3 separate regions of the Homo sapiens genome follow, and regions 2 and 3 are each linked to region 1. A link is a contact called in ENCODE Hi-C or POLR2A ChIA-PET data. All regions are on one chromosome and are shown on one strand. Each heading gives the region's core, a stretch centred on a gene start or an enhancer-like site at or near the end of the contact. The rest is flanking DNA. Distances are from core to core; before and after follow the strand shown. Region 1 overlaps DOCK9 (dedicator of cytokinesis 9). Region 2 has its middle 49 kb from the start of UBAC2-AS1. Region 3 has its middle 38 kb from the start of DOCK9-DT.

Region 1 (2,726 bases), core at 59-2,558:
ACACCATCATCAACACAGCTCTCCACCCACAAGGGTGTTAGGTCTGAAGCCAGCTCCAGAGAATAATTGATCATATAGGTGATTCAGGGGTAAGAAATCACTTTATTCACACAGCACGCACCCACAACACAACACTTCCTCCTCATACTTAGCCTTTTTTCTTGAAACTACTAAGTGCTCAGACCATTTGGAACTTTGTAGGAAAGGATAAAGTGTGGGTTTAAACCTGGAGCCATGGTAGATTGGTATCACTTTGGGCACAGATTTTCTAAGTTACTTCAAGTTACAGGCAAGTGCCCATCCCAATAAACAGCTGAGCCATTTAGGGATTTATCCCTAGTTCTCCAAAAACACCCGGAAGACATCCTTCCTCAGCATCAGGTTTATAATCTTGTCACGCATCCCATGGCTGGCATTGACATGGTTACCATTAAATGCAGTTCTGTTGAGGTGCGAGCAGCTCAGTTTGGGTGTGTCATGACGTATTGAACTTTTCCCTTGACCCCAACATGCCTTCATGTATAGAGGGAGAAGCTGCTCCGAAGGCACTCTGCTTGTGTCATACGCAGTGCTGAAGAGGAGGAGGAGAGCTGCCAGTCAGCCAGGAAAAACCGGGTCACTGTGGATTTTTCCCTTCTAATGATTCCACCTTTGCCAGAGGAGACATTGAATGCAACACCTTCCCTCCCACTGCCGGAAGTACTAAGTTCTCCAGTGGCTCTGATCAAGTGGGCAGGCCAGAGGGTGCATCCATACCAGTTTTGCCACTAATTTCCCCTGTATTTTTTTGTAAATGAAAATATTCACATATTTTATTAAGCCTGATATATATATGTATATATATACACACACACACACACGCATAATTTTTTTTTCAATTGGCCACCAGCACCTTGAATAAAACATCTTTTTTCCACTATTGTTTTTGCTTTGATATTTGGTAAAAAAATTTTTTTTATTTCAATTGGAAATTCAACTGGGAGAGTTTTTAAATCTCCTGTGTTTGCAATCACATGATGAGATTCTTGTTCTGCTTTTTTTCCACAAGAACCTGCTGCCTAGTGGCAAAATTGCCCTCTTGTTTGCCCCAAGCTTTCTGACGTTTGCAGTGTTGAGCTAAGCTGATGAGGGAGTGACCTCATCAGTTTAGGACCTCTGGCCATGCTGTGCTGACGTGTCCCTGTTTGTCCCGGTTGGGCACCTGCCTATTGTGTTCCCTGAGCAGTGCCCACAGCACGCCCCATAATGCACCCTGGGTGATGGCGCCTGGGCTCCAGGTTCTGGGGTGCTTTGGTCACAGCAGCACCACAGGCACTTGCTGTTTCAGCCACGGCTGTTGTCCTCAGGAGGTGGTTGGTTGTGCAGTGTCTTCTGAGTCATGGTTTCTGTTCTTGATCCTAGCACACATACTTTCTTGCATGAGGTTTCAATATACTTGGCATCTCAGAAGGTTTTACTTGGCATAGCTAAAGCTGTGTTTATCCAGTGAGAAAGGTCTGTGCCTTCTGCTTGTCCCTCAGGAGAGCGTGCTGAGGAGACAAGCTAGGGCTTCCATGGGCAGCATCTGAGTGTGTTATATTTGGGCGAAAGGGTGCCTGTGGTTTAATTGTCAGCAAGTTACTTGCACCTTCCAATGTGTATGATCTGACTTGATTCTAAGAGTCTTTCTCTTCCAAGGGAGAAAAGGGAAACACGTTTTCCTCCCGTAATTAAATAGAAAAATCACCTGTATTTTCTTTTTAGCACCAACAAAGTAGCACATTGGGAAATTCCGTGGTTCGCTGTGATAAACTTGACCAGTCTGAGATTAAGAGCCTACTGATGTGTTTCCTCTACATCTTAAAGAGCATGTCTGATGGTAGGTTAAAAAATGGAGATTTCTGTTTTGCTCGTTTCAGCACTTGGTTTGTTTGGTTTTAACTTGTAATAAGTTGAAATGATACAAAGATTTCAAAGGATTTTCTTGTTTAAAATGCATATTCATTGACTAAATGTAATTGTTAAAATGCAATTCATTGACTAAGGTTCTTAGAAATAAGAACCTTATTGTGGGAAAATCATTTCCTTAATTATTTTATTCTAGAAAATGAGTTCCAAAATGTGAATGGGCCTATTTCTTAAATTTATATTAAACTGGGACCTGCCATCTTAACTAAAGGAGATAGAAGCACATAAATAAAATAGCTTTTGGCTTTAAAAAAAATTTTTATTCGTCCAGACAAACTTACTGTCAACTTAAATAACTGTGTTAGTCTCTGGAATTAGAATATATGTTGTGGGGGGACCTAAGCATTCCTTCCATTTAGAGTGTGTATATTCCTGGCTCAAAGTGGGAGATATGTTATTTTAGTTTTCTAATGGAAATGGTAGTATCATAGTAGATTATGTTTCTGTTTAAGGGTTTGACAACCACATTTTAAAATAAGAATGAGCAGAACTATGAATGCTCTATCTGGACCGTATAAGGCTTGCAAATGTGTGTGACAGGACAGTTTCAACTCTGTTAGCTCATCTGTGTATCTGGCTATGTAATATAAACAATCCCAGTAAACAATGTCGCAGTTCTTATCCTGGGCAAAAATCTTATTTTTCCTACAACGAATTAAAAGGTGTGCTGTGAACTTCATTAAGGTGATTGAATTAGGATGAACTCTCCTAAAAACAAAGTGCCATTTTTTGAGAACCTGAAGGCCTCTTGTGCTGCTTATATCTGGGGGCGGGAGGTG
Region 2 (2,726 bases), core at 103-2,602, 300 kb before region 1:
TGGGTTGGCTGGGCTCAGTTGGGAAGTTCTCCCTTGGGGTCTGTCATGCAGTCGCAATGAAATGTCAACTGGGGCTTCAGTCCTCTGAAGACTTGGCGGGGCTGAATACCCATGGGTGCTCACTCTCATGATGTGCATTGAAGTTGGCTATTGGCTGGAAGCTCCGCTGGGTCTGTGCCTCACAGCACTCCCACTCAACCTCACCTTGCAGCTTTCACAGCCTGATATCTGGGCTCACAGAGGGAGCATTCCAAGGGCAAGGGATCCAAGATTCCCAGGCAGAAGCTGCAAGGCATATTGTGACCTGTCCTCAGAAGTCCCAGAGTGTCACTTCCAGCACATTCTCTTGGACAAAGCAAGTCAAGTGTTTCACTTGAAATTTTATAAAGTTTAGGAAGCAAGTAAGAAAGCATGCAGAGTCACTTGAAATAATTTTCATAGAGCTGTTCAGTTGAGATTGGTGTGTATTGCTGTGTGTATATATCTTATCTCTGAAAGTAAAAAAAAATTTTTTTAAGACTGTTATAATAGTTTTTTTCTTGCACATGATTTTTTCCTGATGTTTTAAATTTTAAAAAATTAAACAAAAAATTGTTTGCAGAATATGTCTTTTTGTTTGTTTTCATCTTCTCAGGAGCTATCACTGTGCCTGAGCTGGGTCTCAGGGAAGATTTGGGATAGGGGAGCTGATGTCAAGCAGCCCCTTGCATCCCTGCCTCTTTATGGAGCCTGATTCCCCTCCCTGTAGCCAGTTCACATGTTCCTTCATCAACAAAGGCTTCAAGAATGGCCACTGGTGTGTTCCACATATGGCTTTAACTGGCAAGGGTATCTGGATGGACAAAGTAGTCATGGGCCCTCTCCTTGGGGCCCTTGAGTCTGGCGAGGCCCTGTGCACTTCCCACTTTGCTGGCTAGAATTCCCCACCTGGAACTGGCAGTTAGCGGTTCTATATGTCTCCTGGGCCCCTTTAGAGTCCTATACACCTGTTTGGTAAGGTGAGTCAACTCTAGCCAGTCCATTTATGTGGATATTGTGATTTAACAGGTCTTTTTAACTTCTAGTTTAAAAGAAAGCATTTGAACAGTAGCCATCAAGATATAACACTGTCATGCCGGAGAATAATGCCAGTGATGTGACCGTTCAGCCCAGGGAAAGAAAGTCTTAGAAGCCACCAAGACAACGCTGCACCTGCAGGGGACCACTTGCTCTGTCCACCTTGGGTAGGTCTTGCTGCTCTGGTCTCCTCACTCTGCTGAGTCACATGGCTACTCCCATACTTAATCTCACTGCAAATATGGCCATGTGTCAAGAATAAAATAGACATGGCCCGGTGCAGTGACTCATGCCTGTAACCTCAGAACTTTCAGAGGCTGAGGTGGGAGGATTGCTTGAGCCCAGGAGTTTGAGACAAGCTTGGGCAAAGTGGTAAGACTCCAGCTCTACAGAAATAAGCAAATAGATCAATACAATACAATACAATACAATACAATACAATACAATACAATACAATACAATACAATACAATACACATGAGCACAACTAGGTTCCAGGCAATACAATATAGCACAAGGAATTGATCATTGGCCTCAGCAGTTGAGCCAAATGAATAGTTAGCAGCTGATTTTAGACATGTCCCATAGTGCTATGCACTTCACTTACTGTCAAAGGAAGACATGAATAAGATAGGAATTAAAATAGACTTTCAAATATTTCCTTGTAAGTGGCTTTAGTTCCCAGAGGAGATTATTCCATAACATCGTCTTTTCTCTTTCAACAAGAATTTCTTCACATTGGTTGCCAACACCCATTATGCTGCATAGAAGTATTAATCATCCATGTGGAATTTTATATTTTCAAAGCCTCTTAAAAAAATCAACCCTCTCCTCTGCCTTCCCCCACGGTGCTCACAGACCATGGCCCTGAGGGCATGCACAGACGAGTCTGTTTTTGTTTGTTACTGGCTTGCCAGGCCAGGTTGCTAAATGTACTTGATTCATCAAATACTTGTGAGCTCAGGGAAATCTAAACAAATTTATTTAATTCAGGCCCAGACACAGAGGTGGGTCAGTGTGTCCCCATTTATTGCATGGTGTGCTGAAGTCCCCAGAAGAGATCAAAAGCAGACACAGGGTGAGGCCACAACATGGCAGGCATTATGTCAGCGCTCTTGATCTCTAAGTCATTACTTAGGAATATATGCAACATAGTAATGATGGTTTCAGACACTCTCAATGCATAGTCTGACTCAACATCTCACTTTGATGGAAAGAACCTCAGTCGACAATGAATGGACAAGACCCGAACGTGTATGGTGTCATGAAACCAGGCATGTGGAAGCAGGTTTCCAAAACAGGTTGGAGACTGGCTCTTCCTAAAGTCTTGCCCATCTGTCAGTTGTATCATTGTCCACATGGTTACTCAGCCCTGAAGCCTCAGAGTCAATCTCTCTTTCTCCCACCTCATCTGCCCCCCTCTCCGTACCGCCATATTTAATACATCAGCTAAGCTTGTTGGTTCCAGGAACACAATACCTATATTCTCAAACCTACCATTTCTCTCTGTACACACCAGCCTCACTCCAGCCCAAGCCAACTCACTCTCCCACCTAAAGAACTGCAATGATCTCCTGGCTTACTAATACATTTAACCAAAGAAGAAAAAAAGAATTAAAAATGTCTACCAGACAAAAAAGACAATAGCAAAATCAACAACAATTATTAAAC
Region 3 (2,726 bases), core at 138-2,637, 270 kb before region 1:
GCTCCCACTTTTGAGTGAGAACATACGATATTTGGTTTTCCATTCCTGAGTCACTTCACTTAGAATAATGGCCTCCAGCACCATCCAGGTTGCTGCATAAAGACATTTCATTCCTTTTTATGGCTGAGTAGTATTCCGTGGTGTATATATAGCACATTTTCTTTTTCTTACTTGTTGGTGGACACTTAGGTTGGTTCCATATCTTTGCAATTGGAAATTGTGCTGCTATAAACATGTGTGTGCATATGTCTTTTTCACATAATGACTTATATTCCTTTGGGTAGATTCCTGGTAGTGGGATTGCTGGATCAAATGGTAGTTCTCCTTTTAGTTCTTTAATGGTAGATCTACTTTTAGTTTTTCTTTTTTGTTTTGTTTTTTGTTTTGAGACAGTCTCGCTCTGTCGCCAGGCTGGAGTGCAATGGCGCGATCTCGGCTCACTGCAACCTCCGCCTCCCAGGTTCAAGTGATTCTCCTGCCTCAGCCTCCCGAGTAGCTGGGACTACAGGCGTGCACCACCATGCCCAGTTAATTTTTGTATTTTTAGTAGAGACAGGGTTTCACCATGTTGGCCAGGATGGTCTCGATCTGTTGACCTCGTGATCTGCCTGCCTTGGCCTCCCAAAGTGCTGAGATTACAGGCGTGAGCCACTGTGCCCGGCCTACTTTTAGTTTTTAGTGCTTGTCTGTTTGGATCATCACACATTACTTGCTCCCTGCTGCCAGGCCTCAGTCTGCGCTACACCCATATACTACTTATTTTCTAGACTTCCAAAGTGCTGGGCACCACCCAGTCCTCTGCCAGGCACGGTCCTCTCTGCAGGTGATCCGCTGCCTGTGTGGGGGTCTCCTCCCTCCAAGCAACCATTTTCACCCACAGGCATGTCTCAACTCCAGGTGCAGACCCCTCCCTGACTGTCCTGTTCCATCAACTCCGGTTCTGTTAAAAGGATGTGAACTTTACAGACTTCCCAGCAAGGCAGCTCCTTGGAGGCAGAGACCTCATTTGGAATACGCTCAACTATATTAAAATGTGATTTTGCTCAACCATATGAAACACTCAGTTGTTAGGACAAAAAAAAAAAAAAACCCTGCTTTTCACATTCCCATTTTACCTCTACAATGTATCATTTCATCAAACACCAATTCACAAATGGAACTTACATAGCTCGTTAACTACAGTGTTTTATTCTCTTATGAAAATATGTCAGAAAGATTTGAGAGTCTGGGACTGTGGTGAAGCCCCCATCAGCCCGGGCATATGGTGGGGGAGGTCAGGAACATTTTCTTCCAGCTCTCTTCAGACAGCAGCCAGACAGTTTTCAGCGCCTTTTTTTTTTTACCGTTTTGGTGACTCATTTCCTCACTTGAGACACAGAAATATGAATGCAGTGTCAACCAACCATAAAGGAGTGTTACGAGAGTTCTGGTCATGGAGTAATCATAATTGTATTTGGTATATGATTTGACCGTATTTATTCATAATATAATACTCTAGGGTTTGAACATCTTATTTTTGGTTCTGCTGTGAACTATATAGAACGTGATGGAAAATCACTCCCTGCACATTACCCTGGGCTGCAGTGTCCATAAAAGGCGATATGCTGGCTCAAGAAATTGAAATTGAATGATTTCATAACCAACCTGTGAGCCTCGCTTCCTCCTTCACATATGAAAGCACGTTGGCACAGAGGGGAGAAAATTTTTTTTTCATATGTTTCCACCTCACAGCTCCTTTTCTAGGTCTCCTAGTTGGAAAGACATTGATTTCTACGTGGGAAGACTTTTGCACCTGCAAGAATCCTTCACGGTCATATAGTGTCACCTCTCTCCCAAGGCAGAAATCCCATCTGCAATATTGATCAATGACCTGTCAAGGATGAATTAATTGAGTGCCTACTATGTGCTAGCTAGGCATTGTGCTGAGCCTCACACAATGGCAGACCCTGAGATAAGAATTCAAGTGCCAGGAATTTGAGAAAGGGTCCCGGAAAACACTGGAAATAGTGGACATGAGACAGAGAAGACAAGAAAGCCAATAAAGGATGCACATTATCAAGCAAATTACCACCATGGGCAGATAGAGCTCGATCCCACTAGAGAATTCTGAAAACCAAGACTCAGAATTCATCCAACCAAGGGGCCAGGGATCTGGGGTATTAATCCACCAATTCTCCATCTGTCATGGGTTCAGGCTGCTTTCAGGGGAATGAAATTTCCAGCATGTCTGGCTTCTCCATGCATGGGCACAGTGTGTTTTCAAGGTCAGAAAAAAAAAGGCTTTGAGTGGAGATTTTCAGGGGTCAGCTATAAGTAGAAGTGAATGCCAGTGGGAGGTGGGGCCACTGATACCATCTGCTACATTCAGGAAGACAGAGAATTAAGCTCTTCTCCCTACTTTTGATCTGAAGGAGCAAACGGGGACATTTGCTCCTTGAATCCAGTGGAATCCAAGGGGAAAGCCCTGGAGCAATGGAGGTGATGAGTTTGAACGAAGATGTACAAAACCTGAGTTAACTGAGCGTGCAGATGAGCAGAGAGAAGAAAAATGGCTCTAGATGACATCAGGCCATGACTAGTCATCAGTTGCCACATGAGGTTTTCAGGAATGACATGGAAATACCAGCTTTCCACAGCTGTCTGGCTCTCCCCAGGGAAATGGGAAACCCTGGTACAGAGTCGAACCTTGGGCAAAAGGGTTGGAAGGAAGCAGGTGATCTGGGCAG

What was found. A loop is a pair of places that touch in the nucleus more often than their neighbours do. ChIA-PET counts read pairs that join two places held with the same protein, here RNA polymerase II (POLR2A). Pooled maps may share reads with other maps.
Region 2: a loop to region 1 is called in a pooled map, with 2.4 times the contacts of the local background. The contact joins two enhancer-like sites. A Hi-C loop is called at or near these places in 1 of 37 single-sample maps with no recorded cell type and 2 of 50 pooled maps. POLR2A ChIA-PET finds 5 or more read pairs at or near these places in 2 of 52 experiments (activated CD4-positive, alpha-beta T cell and activated naive CD4-positive, alpha-beta T cell).
Region 3: a pooled map shows a loop between it and region 1 (4-fold over the local background). The contact joins two enhancer-like sites. A Hi-C loop is called at or near these places in 2 of 168 maps with a recorded cell type or tissue (CD8-positive, alpha-beta T cell and naive thymus-derived CD4-positive, alpha-beta T cell), 4 of 37 single-sample maps with no recorded cell type and 8 of 50 pooled maps. POLR2A ChIA-PET finds 5 or more read pairs at or near these places in 2 of 52 experiments (activated T-cell and activated naive CD4-positive, alpha-beta T cell).

The regions. Positions count from the first base shown.
Region 1 is chr13:98,852,540-98,855,265 of GRCh38, reverse strand. DOCK9 (dedicator of cytokinesis 9) reads left to right here. Exons shown (of 53, transcript NM_001366683.2): 35 at 1,744-1,858. Among named protein-coding and RNA genes, the nearest start is that of DOCK9-AS1, 22 kb to the right of the region's middle. RefSeq lists an enhancer at 1,148-1,457. Within about 2 kb of position 1,308, at least 4 of the 41 ENCODE cell types and tissues checked have a DNase peak (open chromatin) inside an H3K27ac peak, as active enhancers do.
Region 2 is chr13:99,150,302-99,153,027 of GRCh38, reverse strand. No RefSeq gene overlaps it. Among named protein-coding and RNA genes, the nearest start is that of UBAC2-AS1, 49 kb to the left of the region's middle. RefSeq lists a cis regulatory region at 906, an enhancer at 822-991 and silencers at 1,298-1,367, 1,378-1,427. Within about 2 kb of position 1,352, at least 4 of the 41 ENCODE cell types and tissues checked have a DNase peak (open chromatin) inside an H3K27ac peak, as active enhancers do.
Region 3 is chr13:99,123,777-99,126,502 of GRCh38, reverse strand. No RefSeq gene overlaps it. Among named protein-coding and RNA genes, the nearest start is that of DOCK9-DT, 38 kb to the right of the region's middle. RefSeq lists an enhancer at 1,335-1,434. Within about 2 kb of position 1,387, at least 2 of the 41 ENCODE cell types and tissues checked have a DNase peak (open chromatin) inside an H3K27ac peak, as active enhancers do.